Regions from separate parts of the Mus musculus genome. Here region 2 is linked to region 1. Evidence: chromatin loops called from intact Hi-C (ENCODE). Cell type or tissue: left cerebral cortex. All regions are shown on one strand. Each heading gives the region's core, and the rest is flanking DNA. Links, peaks and the distances in the headings are about the cores only. Region 1 holds the start of Tmem209 (transmembrane protein 209). Region 2 has its middle 24 kb from the start of Gm40359.

Region 1 (9,444 bases), core at 749-8,748:
TTTTACTAAACTAAAAATTGTATAACTTAGTACTGGGTAAGTAGCAGCATTTATTTTTCATTTCAGAGGAATATCTTGTAAAACATTAGGGACAGACTGCTGCTTTCTTCTTGGCAATCTTCTCTCAGCCAGTACCTAGAGGTCTTTGTCTAACATGGCAGTAAGGGCTTCCCACGGACTGCTTCTCTTCTGATACCTTTCTTGCAGCCTTATGCCCTACAGAATTTAAATTTCTTTTCTTTTTTAAAAAAAGTTTTTGAGACAGTGTTTCTGTGTAGCCCTGGCTGTCCTGGAACTCACTCTGTAGACCAGGGTGGCCTTGAGCTCAAGATATCACTTGCCTCTGCCTCCTAATCGCTAGGATGAAAGGCATGCGCCACCACTGCCTGGCCAGAATTAAAGTTTCAGCCTACACATTTTGTTAGGGACATCCTAGAAAAATTTAGACCAGCGCTGATGTCACTAAGGAAAAGGATTTCTACCCATGACACAGCAAGTGTCCACACTGCAGAAGCAAGCCACATGAGGATCCCAGGTGTGAGCTCAGAGCATGTGCATGACAGAAGGGTTAAAATTCTACAAGAGAAAGTGAAGCCTTCACACAGACAGCTTGAAAAGGGAAAACATGCTTCGAAGACTCATATTACCCTTCAAGCCTGCTGAAACCAGCTGGTGACCACTATGCTTTACTACTCCCCAAAATGTTCATGGTTAAAGAACTCCTGACTGAGGGACAGGAAACTTGCTTTCTTTTCTGGCTCTTCATGGATGATTTAGACAATCAACTGTCCTTCAGTTTCCTCACCAACTAAATGCAAAGTCTGGACGATCTTAGTGCAATTCCCAATTCTGGAGTAGCAATACCAGGCAAACAGAAAGAGTCATTACCTTATTGTAGCCACTGACAGGCGAGTAAGTCACACCAGGGCTGTAAGAGCCAAGGCCTCCTGACGACAGGCCTTGCAGTTGAGGGCTATACCCAGTCATACAGCTGGTGGCAAACTTGGGACTGGTACTGGGTGAACGAGATGGGCTATAACTTAACACACTTTGACCTTGAATCGAAGGGGAAGGTGGAGATGGAGAGATTTGGGTTGCTGCCAAATCACGGGGAGGTGTAGTCTGCACAACTAGAAGGGAAAGAAAATAAATTATTACATAGTATTTATTTGCTTTCTTGTTTTTGTAGACTGGGTTTCTCTGTGTAGCCCTTACTGTCCTGGAACTCACTCTGTAGTTCAGGCTGACTTCAAACTCTTCCTGTCTCTGCCTCCCAAGTGCTGGGATCAAAGGCTATCAATATATATTTAAATTGAAACAAAAATTTAAAAATTAGGTTATGTTATGTAACTCAGGCTAGCCTTGACCTTAAACTCTTCCTGCCTCAGTCTCTTGAGTATAAATAAAATTATGAGAGCAGATTTAAGGGCTCAGCACAGTGGCACAAGCTTTTAATCCAAACACTCAGAAGGTAGAGGCAGGTGCATCTGAGGCCAGGCCAGCCTGGTATATATATATATTGAGTTCCAGGACAGCCAAGGCTAAAGAGACACCAAATAAATAAAAAAATTAAAATTTAGAACATAGGCAAGTTTTAAAAATATAAAATTAAAAACAAAATTAAGGAACTCAATCCCCCCCTGCCTCCCAAGGAGAAAAAAAACTGCAGGTTCTGGCTATAAAATCACAGGAAGCATTATTATACAATTAGAACTAACTGGCTGTTTACTACTTCTACAATGTTTAAAAGAGTAAAATATATTTGCACAATGTTATTTGATGTTCCACTCAATTCACAGAAATAACAATGATAATTGTATCAGAATTTCCTATAAACTGGCTTTATGTAATAGATGGCCTTCTAGCTCAGTCTATAAAAAGGGAAAATAGATAAAGGACTACCCCCTGCTCCCCCCAGCTCCCCTCCCCCACAATACTTACCAGCCTGTTTCAACCCTAACAGTGCTTGCTGTCCGGGGCTAACTACCAGACTTGTTGGTGCTACGGTATATTTGAAGTATCTCCAAAAATCAAACAAGGCATTAAGACTGAAGAGCGATGCAAGTGCGAGTTCTAGAAGAAACCGGTAACTTTATTATTAAGATATTCTCCTCACTTATTTGGGGGCATGTGGAGGTCAGAGGACAACTTGTTGGTTCTCTTTTTTCACCATGTCAGTTTTGGGGATCAAACTCAGGTCACAATGTCCGGTACCAAGTGCCATAATGGGTAAGTCACCTCTCCAGCTCCAATTTATTATTATTATTATTATAATAGATTTATTTATTTATTATATGTAAGTACACTGTAGCTGTCCCCAGACACTCCAGAAGAGGGTGTCAGATCTTGTTACAGATGGTTATGAGCCACCATGTGGTTGCTGGGATCTGAACTCAGGACCTTCAGAAGAGCAGTCGGTGCTCTTACTCACTGAGCCATCTCACCAGTCCCCAATTTATTATTTTAAAAGCAAAATGGTCCCAGTTTCATTTTGGTTGGGGAATAAAAATTGCTTCGTAGTTTAGCAAATTAACATCAAAAATTAAAAACTATTTTCTTCTTCCTCAAACCAGATACCACTTAATTAGAGTGGCAGATGCAGAGGATTTACTGGTGAGTTTTCAACTATTACTAATTCTTATAACTGCACAACACAATTCTTACTTTCATTTTAGTCACCAAGTGAGTGTTAGAGAGCCCCTAGCTTACTAGCGAGCCATGATTCTTACACCTAAAGATCCCAACTCCCTTCCTTTTCCATCTGCCACACCCACTCTAATAAGACTAGAAACAAACTCAAAGTTATTTTTATGTGTATGAGTGTTTTGATGACATGTATTGGACCTCCTAGAACTGGAGTTGATTGAGTCACCTTGGGGGTACCAGGAACCAAACCTGGTACTGTGCAAAAGTCATAGTGCTCTTAACCTCTGAGTCATCTCTCTATTCCTGGATGATAGAAACCCCTTCACCCCAAGACAGGCTTTCTCTGTATAGACCAGGCTGACTTTAAACTCAGAGATCTATCTGCCTCTGCCTCCTGAACGCTGTGATTAAAGGTGTGTGCTACCACTTCCAGGCTCTCCAGGGCTCTTTATATCCCAAGGATGACTCTGATGTAATCCTGAAGCAGAGGGTTTTCAGGTGTGGCAAAGGTGAACCTTACCCCCCTCCCATGCTTTATTTTTCGTGGTAGGACTCCTAACTTCCCAACTCGGTATTGTTTATAGCTTTGACCTTAGAGAGGTGGTCTCAGGTGCCAGGCTGGCCTCCATGTCTGATTCCTTCTCCCTCCCAAGTACCGGGACTAGATATTCTGCCATACCTGGCTTCTATTTTGGTGTGTTTTTGTTGTTGTTTGTTTTTGAGACAGGGTTCTGCAATTTATCCCAGGCTGGCCTCAGACTTGAAGTAATCCTTCTGACTCAGCCTCCTACTAGAATGTTCTTTCCATAAAAGGGGTTACCTCGTTCCTTCACTAGACTCATGACTTTGGGAAACTGAGTAAGAACTCATTTGTCTGAATAAAAGAATGAATACTAAGCTGAATTAAATTTACAAGCAAGTTTTCATATGTAGTAAATCTAAATTATAGTGGAAATTACTTACCGATATACCAGAGGGGCCAGTATGTCACATTATAATATGTACTGATTAACTTTCCAGTCCTGAAAAGATTAGAAAGGCTTTCCAGTTATTTAAATAAATAAATAACACGCCCACCACAAACCAACCAAACACTTAAAACCAAAACAAATATAAAAAGCCACAGTGCCAGCCAACAATAGTTAAAATTTTCACTTATGGGCTGATTAACTTACATTTCAGTATATATCATTCCAGCCATGGATACATTTAGGAGTCCCCAAGCTAAAACCACTTTCCTAGTTTCTGTTTCTTTTCTCATCTTGATGGTTCTGTCAATAAGGGAAGGATTGGGGCTTACGTCTCCTTGCATCTATTCAAAGGCAAAACAAAAAACAAAAAAACAAAACAGCCTGAAATGAAAAGAAACTACTCTTAAGAAATCAAAAATGTCTGTTGTAAAGTAACTGCTCCCCCCCCCAACTTTTCTCTTCTTTAAAATTTCTCCCCAACTTTCCCCTTTAATATTAGTATATGAAACTTTAATATTAGTATACACAACCCTGAAATATCTTCTTAGGTACCACAGAAAAATCAGCAGGGAACTTGCTGGTTATTTCAGAGAAGCTAATGGTTCCAATAAATTAAAATGTTTTGCTACATAATGTAATGGTTTGTTATTAAGTTCGCAAAGAGTTCTTTTGTCTCTGCTTCGAGTTACTACATCTAGATGAAGAGACACCAGATATCAACTTTTGTCATTACTGTGTCAGACCCTAACCTTGACCATGGAGTGATACAGGCTTAGCATCTCCTTTTGGTGATGAAATTGTAAAGCTTTTCTCACGGGGTGGACGGGTACTATTCACGTGAAGAGTCAAGAGAGAGACGGGAACGGGAACACGTGCGTTCAGTTTGGGTTACTAAAACTGTCATCTCCTTTGTCTCGCTAGGCTCAGCTCTGCAATCACTGAGAGGGCAGCTCCCGGGAGTCATATTCTAGAGCACATTAGCATCCTTCCCGCCTTCCTGCCCCGCGCCAAAACTCTCCTCGGAGAGCTTCCCTCCCTGGCTACCTCAGTACGAGCTTTATAATTATCCTTCATGTGTCTTTCTTCCCTTGCACTACAAGTGGCAAGATTCCTAGCTACATCATCCCCTGGCTGAACCTCAGGCACAACTTTAGGTTTGGAACTCTGAGGGAACAGCACGGACTCCATGTCCAGGAAGCACAAGACAACCCCCCCAAACGCACCATGTTCTTCAGCAGGAAGCCGTGGACTCGCGCCACTCCCTACTGCACATGCGCAGAGGCAAGACTAAGGCGGCGGCGGCGGGCAAGCCGGGCTACAGTTACCGGAAGAACCGGGCCCTCTCTTCTCGCGAGAGGGAGAGGGGTGGGGCAGAAGGACCCGAGCCGCGATCGTTGCCAGGGGAACGCCCTCGGATTTGTGCCTCCTACTTAGCTGCAGGAAAAGGCTGAGCTGCAAAATTCAGACCAGATTCTGAACACTTAGTAAAAAGTAATGATTGTAGCAAGCTGAAGTTTGGATATTACTAATTGTAGCTTTATCTAGGGCCCCCTACGGCTAATTGGTAGGATACAAGCATGCCTGATGTGTTAGACACACTCAGCAATGACAAAGCATTTTTCCTCTTTTGAAGTGTTTTCTCCCTCAATTGGTTTGACCCAATGTAAATTCTCAAATATCCACCTTATGAGGATGCAGCATTAGGAAGAAAAACTGGAACGTTCTATTGAAGTTAGTGGTGGTTTTGGGGTTAAAAACAAACAAACAAACAAAACCCCACCTTTGCCCTGAATGTTCTTTGAAAGAACTGAGAAAAGAGTCACCAGGGAGGTGAGTGGTTTTCCTTAGTAGCTAGTGCAAGTTCTGACAATACGCCATGTGTGGAGTACGAGGCAGGGATGGGGGCTTGGCTTCCTGGCTATTGTTCTAAAGAGCTTTGCCTGTGTCCTGCAGGTGAGGACAGGGAAGCAAGTCCAACTCTGGAAGAGCTTTCTTGGGAGTGGCAGCACTGGCCCAACTAGTGGCCAGCGTAGCCAGTGCCTGGAGAAGTGTGCCAGCCAGGCCTTGGTACATACATGCCTTTAATCCCAGCAATCGAGAGGCGGGGGCAAGTGCCTCTGGAGTTCCAAAGCTAGCCATAATGACATTGTCTCAAGATAGTAACTAAATATCAAGATTAAACAGAAGAAAATGAAGTTTCATTGTGGTAGTGCATAGTGTATGCTCTTAAAGAGCTAATAGGTTTTTAGGTTTTTTTTAAAATCATGTTTATATTGTCTTAGTACAATGTTTGGATCTGGACATAGATTTGGAGATGAACTAACTTGACAATTGTTCCAAGAGAACAGGTTCAATTCTGTCAGTATACAGTCAAATCCAAAATGACAGCTCATTTCTCCACATGTAAGTCTATCTAAAAAGGCCCAAAGATTTATTTATTATTGTACATAAGTACAATGTAGCTGTCTTCTGACACACCAGGAGAGGACGTCGGATCTCAGTATAGGTGGTTGTGAGCCACCATGCAGTTGCTGGGATTTGAACTTAGGACCCTCAGAAGAGTAGTCAGTGCTCCTACTTGCTGAGCCATCTCACCAGCCCTTGGTGTGGTTTCTCTCTGTCTCTCTGTCTCTCTGTCTTTCTGTCTCTCCCTCCCTCTCCCTCTCCCTCTCTCTCCCGCTCCCTCCCTCTCTATCTCTTGCTCTTTTTTTGTTTTTTTTCGAGGCAGAGTTTCTCTGTATAGCCCAGGCTGTCCTGGAACTCACTTTTAGACCAGGTTGGCCTCGAACACAGAAATCCTCCTGCCTCTGCCTCCCGAGTGCTGGGATCAAAGGCGTGCGCTACCACGCCCGGCTCTATCTCTTTCTCTTAATGTAACCCATAAACTAATGTGTATTTCTTCCGGGGCTTAAAAAACACTTGCCACACTGAAGTTGATAGTTACCATTATGTATTATTAGAGTTATCATAACCAAATATCCCAGAACACCAGTGCCTCCTTCAAAAGAAAAAGTTAGGCAGTACTTTAAAAAAAACCCCAAAACACCAGACTTTGTTCCCACACAGGGTTTGGGAAGATGGAATCTAAGACCAGAATGTGAGGAGGGCTGGTTTCTTCTGAGACAGGTGGTGTTGGCTTGTCTATGTGGCTTCATCTTATTCTCTCTGGTGGCCTTTCCCCTGGGTTGGTGAATTCTTGGTGTCCTTTCATCTTCCTTGAGACTACAGTAAGATTAAGGCTCCATCCTCATGGCCTGATTGAACCATCTTTGAGCTCTTGAGGAATTTTCTAAAGAGACATTTATTTTGTGTGTGGTTGTGCCTACATGTGAGTGCACATGTGCCATACTGAGGGTGTGGAGTCAATATTCTGCTTCCACCTCGTGGGCCCCAAGGATCGAATGCAGGCCGCATGCCTTGGCATCATACGCCTTTACCTACTGCTCTCTCTCTTCAATACTCTTTTCTGGCCTTATCTCCAAATACAAGATGGGACTGAAGGTGTCAACATTAAAGTTTAGGGAACACTCAGTGTGGTCTGGAAGGCACTAGAACTGTGTGTGTTAATTTACAATGGTGTGGTACACATTGAAAAAGAGAGAGAGACTGGTGAAAACCAAGACCTTGAACACTTAAAGAGATGGCAGTAAAGGATAAGGACATTTCAACCTCGGTCGCAGAAGGAAGTATATTGAGAAATACCATCAACTCTCTTAGAGGTCCTCTAGATAGATCTGCCCATCTAAGGCATCTAAGAACATGTATCAGTACCTGCAACAGTAGCTTAAGTCTATGTCATAATTGGTTGCCAGGGAAGTTGTCCTAGGTCACGGAGGGAAATCGTTCCCGGTCACCTTCATCCCTTTGAGCATGTTTATTTTCTAAGCAAGAAGCTATCATGGGACACCTTTTGTCTTTATTTTGGGAGGTGGATCCCCCTCCCATACCTCTCGGTTTCACCATGCCCAGTCAGGATGCCGAGTGCCGGAAGGATGACTCTTGCGGGACAATAGGAAGTTTCCTGCTTTGGTACTTCATCATCATACTGATCCTCATGTTCTTCTCTCGCGCTTCCGTCTGGGTAGGGAATCCTTTTCGGTCTAAATCACATCTCTATGGGGTCTTTCATTAACTGCATTGTCTGTAGTTTGATGTATTTTAAGGTTTTTATTTTGTTTAATAAGTGAGATAGTCCTTAGGCATGTTGGTGGCCCACGCCTTTGATGTGAGCACTGGTGAGGCAGAGGCAGGCTGGTCTCTGGGAGTTTGGTCCAGCCTGGTCTACAGAGTGAGTTCTAGGACAGTCAGGGCTACACTGAGAAACTCTGTCTTGAAAAACAACACAAACAAATATGGCGCAATCCCATGCTAGAGAATCTAAAGCTGTTGAAAGGGATAAAGAACAGGAAAACCACTCTACTCCTGTAGAGATAAACACTGTGAAGTTTGTGACTCTTTCCCTGCTTTTTCTCAGTAGTCTGCCTTTGTCTTTGTTTGGTCTAGCTTCTATTGTATGTATTTTCATATCTTGACGTTTAAACTTAGATATTTTGTGAACGCTTCCGCATGCTATAGTCACTCTACAGCACTTCTTTTTTTTAAAAAAAAGATTTATTTATTTATTTATTTATTTATTTATGTAAGTATACTATAGCTGTCTTCAGACACCTCAGAAGAAAGCATCAGATATCATTACAGATGGTTGTGAGCCACCATGTGGTTGCTGAAAATTGAACTCAGGACCTCTGGAAGAGCAGTCAGTGCTCTTAACCACTGAGCCATCTCTCCATCCCTCTACAGCACTTTCTATTCTATAATTTTTCTGTCTTGTACTATAATATAAAATTTTGCAGTTGAAGTTTTAGATTGTCTGCATTCTGTTCATCTGCTGTATAATGCTGAGATAAATCTCTCTACTGACTACTAATTTTCAAATCCCTCTTCTAACCATGTTATTCTATAATCAAAGGTGTAAATGTTATTGGTAGAGCACAGGTAGGATTTGGGGAGTAGTTAGAATGCAGCAATACAACTTCTGTATAAAATTAAGGTACAGAACTAAACTAAACAGAGCTAAAGTCACAGATCAGCAAAAGAAAATGCTAGAAGCTTAGGGATGTCATAGTCCACTTTATCATCAAGGCTGTGGCCCTCAACATATGATGAGCAACTGACCTCTTACAAATTGCTGACGCAGAATCTTTTCTGGCCATTAATACTGGGCTGGTGATTAATCAAGCTACTCCCACCATTTAGCATTACAGCCAGAGCCCACCGCTGCCAGTGGTCAGCAAGATTGAGTGTTCCATCAGCTCTGGATGGAGGAAAAGAGAAGGTTTGTTATTTCAGTGCCAGGTAGATTCCATTTTAATAATAAAAAAAAGTCTCTTTCCCCTACTACCTCCTGGCCAAGAAGTTTTATCTGAAGTCTAAATGCTTCTTAAGGTAAATACTCTGCCAGAAGGAGAATTAGAATAGTGATAGCTTATATGTGTTTTAGACTCCCTAGCTAAGTATATTGAATTTGGCCTGGCAAGAAAAGCTACTTTAGAAAATTAACAAAAAATTGAAATTGATCACTGGAATTTCATCCTGAAGACTGTTTAAGAGGTCTAGCTCTTCAGCTGGTCTTCAGTTCCCTTGTTCACATCAGCAGTCTGGAGTCAGAGAGCTATGTGAAGGACCGTAGGGGAGCTTGGGGTCCAGCCTTCTGTCTGTAGGCAAGGGTTGCTGCTGCTGTTGTTGTTAAGGCCCAAGGAATTTAAGTGACTTGTCCAATGTCACACAAGTGGCTAGTGACAGAGTGACAGGAGGAAATGGATCCAGA
Region 2 (9,444 bases), core at 570-8,569, 530 kb after region 1:
CATAACTCCCTGATGAATAATGAGACCGAGTGCCTTCTCAGGTATTTACTGACCGCCCCATCCTCGTTATCAAGTGTTTCCCAAATAGCTTGAGTATTTTAATTTGGATTATCTTTTACTAATTTGCATACACTCTGTAAATTCAGTTCTGATTGAAATCTTTAATTAGTTCAGATCTATCTATCTATCAAGCATACATTTTTACACAATCTATAGTCTGTCTTCCATGGCTTAATTTTTTTTTTTTTTTTTTTTTTGAGACAGGGTTTCTCTGTATAGCCCTGGCTGTCCAGGAACTCATTTTGTAGACCAAGCTGGCCTCAAACTCAGAACTCCACCTGCCTCCGCCTCCCGAGTGCTGGGATTATAAAGGTATGCTCCACCATGCCAGGTTCCATGGCTTAATTTTTAAATTTTATAGTTAGAGTTATATAATTCCACAAATGGGGGTTTCTGTAATATACACCTTTACTTGGTTTCCTCTATGAGTTAATAATTCAAGTTCTCCTAATGTATGGGGTTTCTCCACTTCTCTTACCATTGACTTCTAATTTAATTTGGCTGTGGCCAGACAGCATGACCACCTCAGCAAGTTAGCAGCATATCATCTACCATCACAGTAAACATCTGTGCAGGTGTGGTGAGAATATTTAAGATCTGCTATCAGCAAATTTCTGATGTACAGTAGAGTATTGACTATAGTAGTCATGCTGTTGGCTGGCTCTCCAGAACTTTCTTCCTATCTTTTAACCAACAGCTCCCATGTCCCCAGCAACTCCGCAGCTCCTAGCAACCCCCATCCTATACTCCGCTTCTCTGATTTCATCTCGTGTAGATTCTGCATATCAATGAGCACACTGCGGGGTTTATACTGTGTCTAGGTTATTTCCCTTGGCATCATGTCCTCCAGGTCAAGCTTGTGACAAATGACAGGATCCCTTTCGCTTTGGGCTGCACAGCAATCCACTGTACGCCTCCCTGTCACTCAGCCGCCAGGGACCAGGCTCAGTCTGCACTGGACTGCTTGGAGCAGCCGTGATCATAGGAATGTAAGCATGGCTCTGACATACTGAGTTTGTTTCCTTGCGTCTGTAACCCCAGGGTAACATTGCTGGCCACGGGGCACTCACTAATGAAGTGTTCCGCTTCTCTTATAACTTTATAACCTTAGTGCTTTCTATCTCATAGTTACATTTAGATTTATCTCCTTTTTGCTAGTTAAGTTTTATGGAGTTCGCTTCTCCCTCCAGGGTTCTTGGCTGGGCCTTGTTCTTAGCCAGGCTGGGTGCTCATCCACCTCTTCCCCCCTCACGCTGAGGGGGAGGGGTGGGGATGTGAAGCTGCCCATCCTCCCCTCAAAAGTGTCTGTGCTCCATGCGGGCCCTCTCACCTCATCCCTCCTTAAAGTGTGCCAAGGTGTCCTGAGCAGAGTTATCCAAGGGGAGTTTTTCAAGGGGACAGATACTGGGGGGAGCCTTCTTTGCTACCTTGCTGTCCACACCCCAGCCTCTGGCATTTGATATCAGCTTGCTTGGAATTCATGCCATTTACTAGTGTGCAGATTAATTCTTTGCATAACACCTCTGAAGGTTTTCGTCCTCACTCCTTTCCTCTCACTCTCCTGAGGGCACCGGCGTGAGTGGAGGAGTTGTGTGCCTCTGAGGTTCTTCTCACATTTTCCTTCTCTGTTCTTCAGACCACACACTGCTGACGTTTGTCTGTTCAGTGCTGGGGACTGAACCCAGGGCCTTGAGCACGTGAAGCCAGGGATCTACCACTGGGCTGCAACCTGGGTCTTGGATATTTTGACTGCTAAGATCCTACACATTAGAGAAGGGAAGGGATCAAGGTGGGACAGGAGGGAGACAAAAAAATCCTTTGTTGTCTATTCTTATAAGGCCACTGTGTTGGTTTATATATGCACGGCCCAGGGGAATGGCAGGATTAGAAGGTGTGGCCCTGTTGGAGTAGGCGTGTCACTGTGGGCATGGGATTTAAGACACTCATCCTAGCTGCTTGGAAGTCAGTATTCTGCTAGCAGTCTTCAGATGGAGATGTAGAACTCTCAGCTCCTCCTGCACCATGCCTGCCTGGATGCTGCCATGTTCCTGCCTTGATGATAATGGACTGAACCTCTGAACCTGTAAGCCAGCCCCAATTAAATGTTGTCCTTATAAAACTTGCCTTGGTCATGATGTCTCTTCACAGCAGTAAAACCCTAAGATAGCCACTAATCCTACAACGACAGTCCTTTCCACAGTCGTGGCCTCACCTAAACACAAGTGTCTACTAGAAGTTTTATCTCCAAATATCATCAGATTGGAGGACCAGGCTTCCACACGTAGATTTAGAGGGTTTCACATTCAGCCCATGACGACATCTCAGTGGTCTTCAGGAGGCTCTGAGGTGTAAGAGAACTAATTACCCAGCATGCTTTTGAGGTAGGGCTATGCTATTGGGGCGGGGTGGGCCATGAGGGTGTATGTGTGCATATGTCTGCCTTGCTGTGTCTTCAGTCCATTGATGATCATGATTAGATTTTCTGTAATCTCATTTATTCCCATTTGACCTGTGTCCTGTGTTGTGCTAACAACCTTCCAGTTTTAGTGAGATCTTGTGTATTTGCCCTTATGTACCCATGACTTTCTGTAGTAAACAGAGGTGCTGTTATGGGGCCAGTGACGTGTGACATCATTGTGATGTGTGACATCATTGTGCCTCATGGTCCTTGGCATCATCAAGAATTCTGCTACTCGATGGGCGGTGGTGGCAAATACCTTTAATGCCAGCACTCAGGTAGATCTCTGAGAGTTTAAGACCAGCTTGGTTTACAGAGCAAGTTCCAGGACAGCTTGGGCTATTCAGAGAGATCCTGTCTCAAAATGAAAAATGTGCTTTTCATTTGAAACATGTTTCCCAATGCTTTCTGATCTTATTCTCCATATCTTGCTTTCGTGTGGCTTTGCAAGCCTGTTATACTTTCCTATCTCCTCCATTTTAGCCGTTTGCAATCACTCTGCCTCTGTCTCCTGAATACATCTCCAGCTGACATTTGTTCTGCAGTGAACCTGTACTTTTCTTTGAGACATGAGTGTCTTTTATTATTATTATTATTATTATTATTATTATTGGTTCTTTGTGAATGCCACATCAGGCACCCCAATCCCACTCATCTCTCCTTCCTCTTGTACCCGCCCTACACACTTGTAACTTTCCCCCTAACAGATTTTATAAAAATCTCATTGTGGAAGCTGTAGTATGTCACAATGTTTGTCCACATTTCTTGGCTCACAAATGTTCATTGCAGAGTCATTGCTGCGGTCCCAGGCCTCTGGCTTCCCCTACACCATCAATACTGGATCCTCACTGGGACAGCCTCCTCTCAGATACCCTGTGGTTGTCCTGGGTCACGGAGATACTGCAGCCTTGGATCTGCAGGACCAGCCCCTTCACTCACTTCAGCAGTTCATTGATGAAGCAAATGTTGGGGTGCACCAACTCAGAGCCCTGGATCTGGGCTTTGGTGGTAGCTGAGCTGGTCAGCCTGTGGGGACTGGGAGGGGGAGGGGCTAGCTCTCCACCCTGGTGAGTGTCTTCTTACTTGCACAGAAATGGCTGACATTTGCTTTACGAAATATTTTATTGTTCCGTTTCCCCCGCGCTTTGCTTTAATATGTAGTCTGTCCTCTTGACCCTTTAAAGCGGCCTTCTGGTATTTACCAGACTTTGAAAATGTATTCTCCTGCTGCTCTCCACCCTCACGCTGTTCGCCCCGCATTTGCTGGCACCCACGTTTCCCCTCAAGACACGGTCACTGTGGATGAGGGACCACCTACTCCAGCAAGGCTTTATCAGGACTAGTAATCCCCATGACCGTATCCCCACGTCAGGTCACACTGGGAGACACTGGGGGCTACCTCCGCACGTGACAGGACCTCTAAAAGCCTCCCCTTTGTACCTGTGATGCTTGCCTCAGACAGCATGGCACGGCATCTCTTCAGTGCGACGTAGTGAGCCTGTGGCACGGCTTAGTCAGTTGAAGGCATGGATTGTGGCTTGCCCTCAGGCCAACAGCCATCTAAGCGGGGGAAACTTACGCAGTGCTGTTCGCCTCCCTGCCAAGCCTCTCCCACCGCCCCGGTCCAACTGTTTTGAATGGAACCATGGCTGCCACTTGGCAGGAAGTCTGGTTCAAACCAGCTTTTCCATCTCTGAGACACACTCTTGTTTAGATTTTCCCGTGTTGTCTGTCTGTCTGTCTGTCTGTCTGTCTAGCGTTGTACTGCTCATTTGAATGTGTAGTTGCTTTCTTTTTGTGTCTGTGAAGGATTCAGGCTGTTAATGTGTTTCTTTCTGTTTCATTTTGTGGAAAGGAGGTTTTATTTTCAATCTGTCTGCCTGCCTCTATCTATCTATCTATCTATCTATCTATCTATCTATCTATCTATCTATATATCTATATATCATCTATCTATCTATCTCTAGCAGTTTTAAGTGTTCATAGTTTCCCATCCATTTGGAAATTTTCTTTCTCTTCCCAGGCTCGCTGACCAGGAAGGGTTAAGTGAGATGATTTGTCACAATGCTGGCTCACGAGCACCCTCTTCTGTTGACTTAGAAGAATTGTGGCTTCTTTCTTTCTTTCTTTCTTTCTTTCTTTCTTTCTTTCTTTCTTTCTTTCTTTCTTTCTTTCTTATTATTTTTTATAGCTGTCTTTTGATTTTACCCTACAAGTTACTGGGTTTATTTTTTTTTAATTAGGTATTTTCTTCATTTCCATTTCCAATGCTATCCCAAAAGTCCCCCACACCCTACCCCTCCCCCACTCCCCTACCCACCCACTCCCACTTCTTGGCCCTGGCGTTCCCCTGTACTGGGGCATATAAAGTTTGCAAGACCAAGGGGCCTCTCTTCCCACTGATGGCCGACTAGGCCATCTTCTGCTACATATGCAGCTAGAGACACGAGCTCCGGGGTACTGATTAGTTCATATTGTTGTTCCACCTATAGGGTTGCAGATCCCTTCAGCTCCTTGGGTACTTTCTCTAGCTCCTCCATTGGGGGCCCTGTGTTCCATCCAATAGCTGACTGTGAGCATCCACTTCTGTGTAAGTTACTGTTTTTAATTAAGAAAGAAACCTCACTGGCTGCTAATAATGTTTTATTTCCTGATCTGTGTGGTAATTGTGAGATGGTGCTCACTTTGTGGAGATCCAATGAGCCACAGCTTACTACGTGTATAATATTTACATATGAATGCTATGCTTTAATAAAACGCTAAATGTGCACAGGTCCGTAATTCTTTAGTGACTCTTGGGCTAAACTTTATTATATTGAGGAAAATTACCTTCTACATCCAACCTTAATGGCCAATCCCACCACTAACCCCTCTATTTTAAGACAGGGTCTCACTATTTAGCCCCAGCTAACCTGGAATTCACTAGGTAAACCAGACTGACCTGAAATTCACAGACCTGGTGCTGGCCTCAGAGGTGTGAGTCACCAACACCCAGCTGAGTCTACTCATTTTCATCCATTTATCACTCTGATCATAAGCATTTCCTTCACTGTTCACATGTTCCCCAACACTGTCTGTGCTCATAGACCATGAAGCCAGGGATGGGGAAGGCTGGGAGCCGGGATACGAACAAAGCAGGGACATGCACTGTGAGGATATCAGGAAACAACGCCCGGGCTTAGCATTCCAGAAACAGGAATTAAAAAGAATGTAGAGGATAGAAGACATCACTGTGTCCATCCTTAGAAAATACACGAGAGAGGTAGAGGCAGGCAGATTTCTGAGTTCGAGGCCAGACTGGTCTACAGAGTGAGTTCCAGGACAGCCAGGGCTACACAGAGAAACCCTGTCTCGAAAAACAAACAAACAAACAAACAAACAAACAAACAAGAACAAGAGGGGGGGGCTGGAAAGATGGCTCAGTGGTTAAGAGCACTGGCTGCTCTTTCAGAGGTTCTGAGTTCAATTCCCAGCAATCACATGGTGGCTCACAACCATCTGTAATGAGATCTGATGCCCTCTTCTGGTGTGTCTGAAGATGGCAGCAGTGTACTCATAAAATAAATAAATAAATCTTAAAAAAAGAAAAAGAAAAGAAAATACAAGAAAGAGGAGGAGGAAGAACGACAACTACTCGGGAAGCCAGACTGGGTGTTTGTTCATTTTAAGTTTTGTTGTTGTACACAAAGGTAATTTTTTCTTTATGGATTTATTTTCACCATTTAAGACTCTATATAGGTTCACGTCTCTGCACGTGGCTGTGGTGCATGAGTGCAGGTGTCCACAGAGGGCAGAGACCTCAGATCCCCTGGCGCTGGGGTTACAGGCAGCTGTGAGCAGCCTGATGTGGGTGCTGGGAACCAAATTCAGGTCCTCTTTGGAAGAGAAGCAAGTGCTCTTATCCACTTAGCCATCTCTCCAGCCCCAAGAGACAGCTTGTAAAAAAGAGATTTGTCTTTATGTATGTGTTTGTGAGCAGGAAGTGGAGCCCCTGCACCCGGAGCTAACGGTGGTTGTGAGCACCTGATGTGGGTGCTGGAAACTGAACTCTGTCCTCTGCCAGAGTATTGAACACTTTTAACTGATGAGCCATCTAACCAGGCCCAGGATAGAAATATGTGTGTGTGTGTGTGTGTGTGTGTGTGTGTGTGTGTGTGTGTGTGTATTCATACACATATTTTTTTCCTGCAGAGCTAGAGGTACAATCTTGACAAGTACTCTATTCCTGAGCTACCTCCCCAGTGAGACTGACTTTTTAACATTAGTATCATGTTATTATTTCATATTAAAATTTATCCATACTAATAACTTATCGGCTCACTCTATTGAATATTCTACATATGTGATTGTTGGTTCTGTCTGTCACCTCCTGTGGGGCTGGCTGGCTTTTGCCATGCTCTCTCCCTGGCCTCGTCCCTTCCGCTCCCTCCGAGTTGCAAGCTCCCCTCATGTTTTAAGCATATGTTGTATATCCATCTCTCACCGTTGTCTCATTGGGAGAATTAACTGGACATAGAGGAGCTAGGCAGAGGGCTCCAACTGGATCAGAAGTGAAACCTGGCTTGTGCTTGGTAAACCCTATTTTCTACTTGCATTCTCGGGGGACTCTTTTTTGTTTGTTTGTTTAATACTTAAAATGAATGAAGACTCGCTGTTTCCCGTTAACTTGTTTCATGGAACTCTTGTGGTTTCTATCCTGATAAACACTATTTCATTTCTTCTGCTCATAAGTCAGGTCGTTGCCATACCTGGGGAGAAAGCCCTGGTTGTAGTTCTAACAACAAGCCCATCTACCTGCCTTTGGTACACGCGACTGCAGGATGTCTCATCTTCTGCTGGGGACCAATTCATCTCTTCCCAGGAAGGAACCTCCTTTTCTCCTGGTTTTCCTCCACCAGCACCCCACCCCACCCCCGCCCCCACTATCATCTCTAATCTTAAAGGATACTTGGTCTCTCTCATCACTGGTACCTCCAGAGTGAAAGCCATCATGAGTTTATCTTCTTTCTCCCTTTTCTCCCAATCACTCCTCCGTTCCTGTTGCCTGGCTTTCCCTTCCAGAATGCAATCGAGTCAAAGCTTCCCCATCCCTCCCTGTGTCAGACATCATCCCTTCCCCTACGCCTCACTCTCTCAAAAGCATTCAAGACACACTTGCTTCTTGTGACTTCAGTGGCCATATGTTGCCTGTCATTTTTCTCAAATCTTTATATCTTTTTGCTATTTATATTCCCTTTTAGATGATTGGATCTAGATCTTTGACTTAAATACCACTTACATGCTAGTAACTTTCAAATATATACATCTTCAGTGTCTTTTTGATGGTATAATTAACTTATGTGTGCCATTGTGCAGTGAATAACCAAACCCAAACCTCATTTCCTCTCTTCAAAACTGTTTTTCTTTTGTTCCCTCTTTGGTCCATGACCCCGACATAGACAACCAAGAACACCAGAGGCATCTGGGGTCTTTTCCCTTTGATCTCTGCTTTTAATATTTATTTTTAACATTAATTAACTTACATGAGAATGTGGGTACACATAGGTCACGGTGTGTGTGTGTGTGTGTGTGTGTGTGTGTGTGTGTGTGTGTGTGAAGGTCAGAGTTGGTTCTCTCTTCCCACCTTGCTGGAGCAGGTTGCTCTCTGTTGCTCTTTGTACCTTAGTTGGTCCATGAGTCTCTAGGCAAATTATCCTCTCCCATCTTGAAGTAGGGATGCTGGGATTACAGATGAAGGCCACCACATTTGGACATGATGGTGGGTCATCAGGCTTATGTGGCCACTGCCTTTTCTCACTGGGCTGGCTCTTCCCCCACTCTATTTTTCCATCCTTTTGCAAGTTCAGTCTGGTACAAAACATACCCTCTTAAATCCTGTTGCTAGCGGAGTTCCATGGCTTACGCCTGTGCTCCAGCATTCAACAACCTAAAGCAGGAGTTGGGGACTCTGAGCCCAACCTGAGCTCAAAAAACAAAAATCCATTTCTCTTTTGCTTTGCAGCATCATCTCTCATTGCTGTGGCTCTGTAAGTGGGTTCTGTGGTTTCAGACTTGCCCTCTAAATAACTCTCCATGCTGCAGACAGAGTGAGCCCTTTCAGACAGGATCAACATGCTGTCATCCTCCTGCCTGCAGCGCTCGGACCTCTGCCTTCCCCTCTGGCCCCAGCGCTTACCGGTCTCTTCTTCCTATGTTCCCCGGTGTGCTTTCTGTCCTTCAGTTCCACGACAGGGTCTTTGTACTTGGAAGTTTTCACAGTTAGACATGTTCTTCCTCCGCACATTCCAGAGTCGTCTTCGCAGAATGGGGCTCGTGTGAAATGGTTACTCACCATCTTCATGATGCTACTATGCTATCTTCATGCAGCAGTGGCTTAAAATGGGGACAGGTTTACATCTTGCTGGTTCTGTACTTTGTGGGTTGGTAGAAGTCCTTGATCCATGATGTCCTCACTCAAGGTGGAGGGAGCATCTACTGTCTGAAACGAGGTCTGCTGTCGTGCTGGACTTAGAGACAGCTCTGAAGTCCATGAAATGGCCACCAGTATTTGGCCTAGAAATGAAATATATTGTTTATGCTCCTGAGTCACAAAACAAGTACAGGCTGCCGCTCAGTCACTGAAGGCCCGAAAGGCTATCTAGCGGGTGTTCTGAAGGCACATGACGCTCCTCCACAATCCTCGTACTATTTTGTTTGCATACTGGCTCTCTAGTTTGAAGGGATAAAGGACAAATCTGTATAGCCATCACTCGACTGAGGATCTGAGAAATACTGTTAAGACCTCAGAGTCCCCTCTTTATTAGGTCTGTCCATGTCCAAAGAGCAGCCACTGCCCTGACTTTTGAGCAGCTCTAAGTTAGATCTCAAGTGCTTCCTGAAGGTCAGTGTAGTATAGGCTTGGCCCTCAGTGTGGTGCTTTTAGTAAG

The links. Hi-C counts contacts between places; a loop is a spot of excess contacts. Peaks named below come from ENCODE experiments on the same cell type or tissue, not always from the same donor. Only the 100,000 strongest peaks of a DNase experiment are listed, where the experiment ranks them.
Region 2: it touches region 1 in a loop (3-fold over the local background); 1 of 42 quality-filtered maps calls a loop at or near these places.

The regions. Positions count from the first base shown.
Region 1 is chr6:30,504,845-30,514,288 of GRCm38, forward strand. Tmem209 (transmembrane protein 209) reads right to left here and starts at 4,939. Exons shown (of 15, transcript NM_178625.4): 1 at 4,841-4,939; 2 at 3,822-3,958; 3 at 3,610-3,668; 4 at 1,942-2,073; 5 at 889-1,130. The coding sequence starts at 4,843. Ssmem1 (serine-rich single-pass membrane protein 1) reads left to right here and starts at 7,442. Exons shown (of 3, transcript NM_029373.4): 1 at 7,442-7,698. The coding sequence starts at 7,516. In left cerebral cortex, for the core only: no CTCF peak of the experiment used is centred there; a DNase peak (open chromatin) is centred at 4,939; H3K4me3 peaks cover 1,299 bases; H3K27ac peaks cover 1,555 bases.
Region 2 is chr6:31,034,062-31,043,505 of GRCm38, forward strand. No RefSeq gene overlaps it. Among named protein-coding and RNA genes, the nearest start is that of Gm40359, 24 kb to the left of the region's middle. In left cerebral cortex, for the core only: CTCF peaks have their summits at 4,604 (motif pointing left) and 6,043 (motif pointing left); DNase peaks (open chromatin) are centred at 3,998, 4,115, 4,561 and 7,657; H3K4me3 peaks cover 756 bases; H3K27ac peaks cover 579 bases.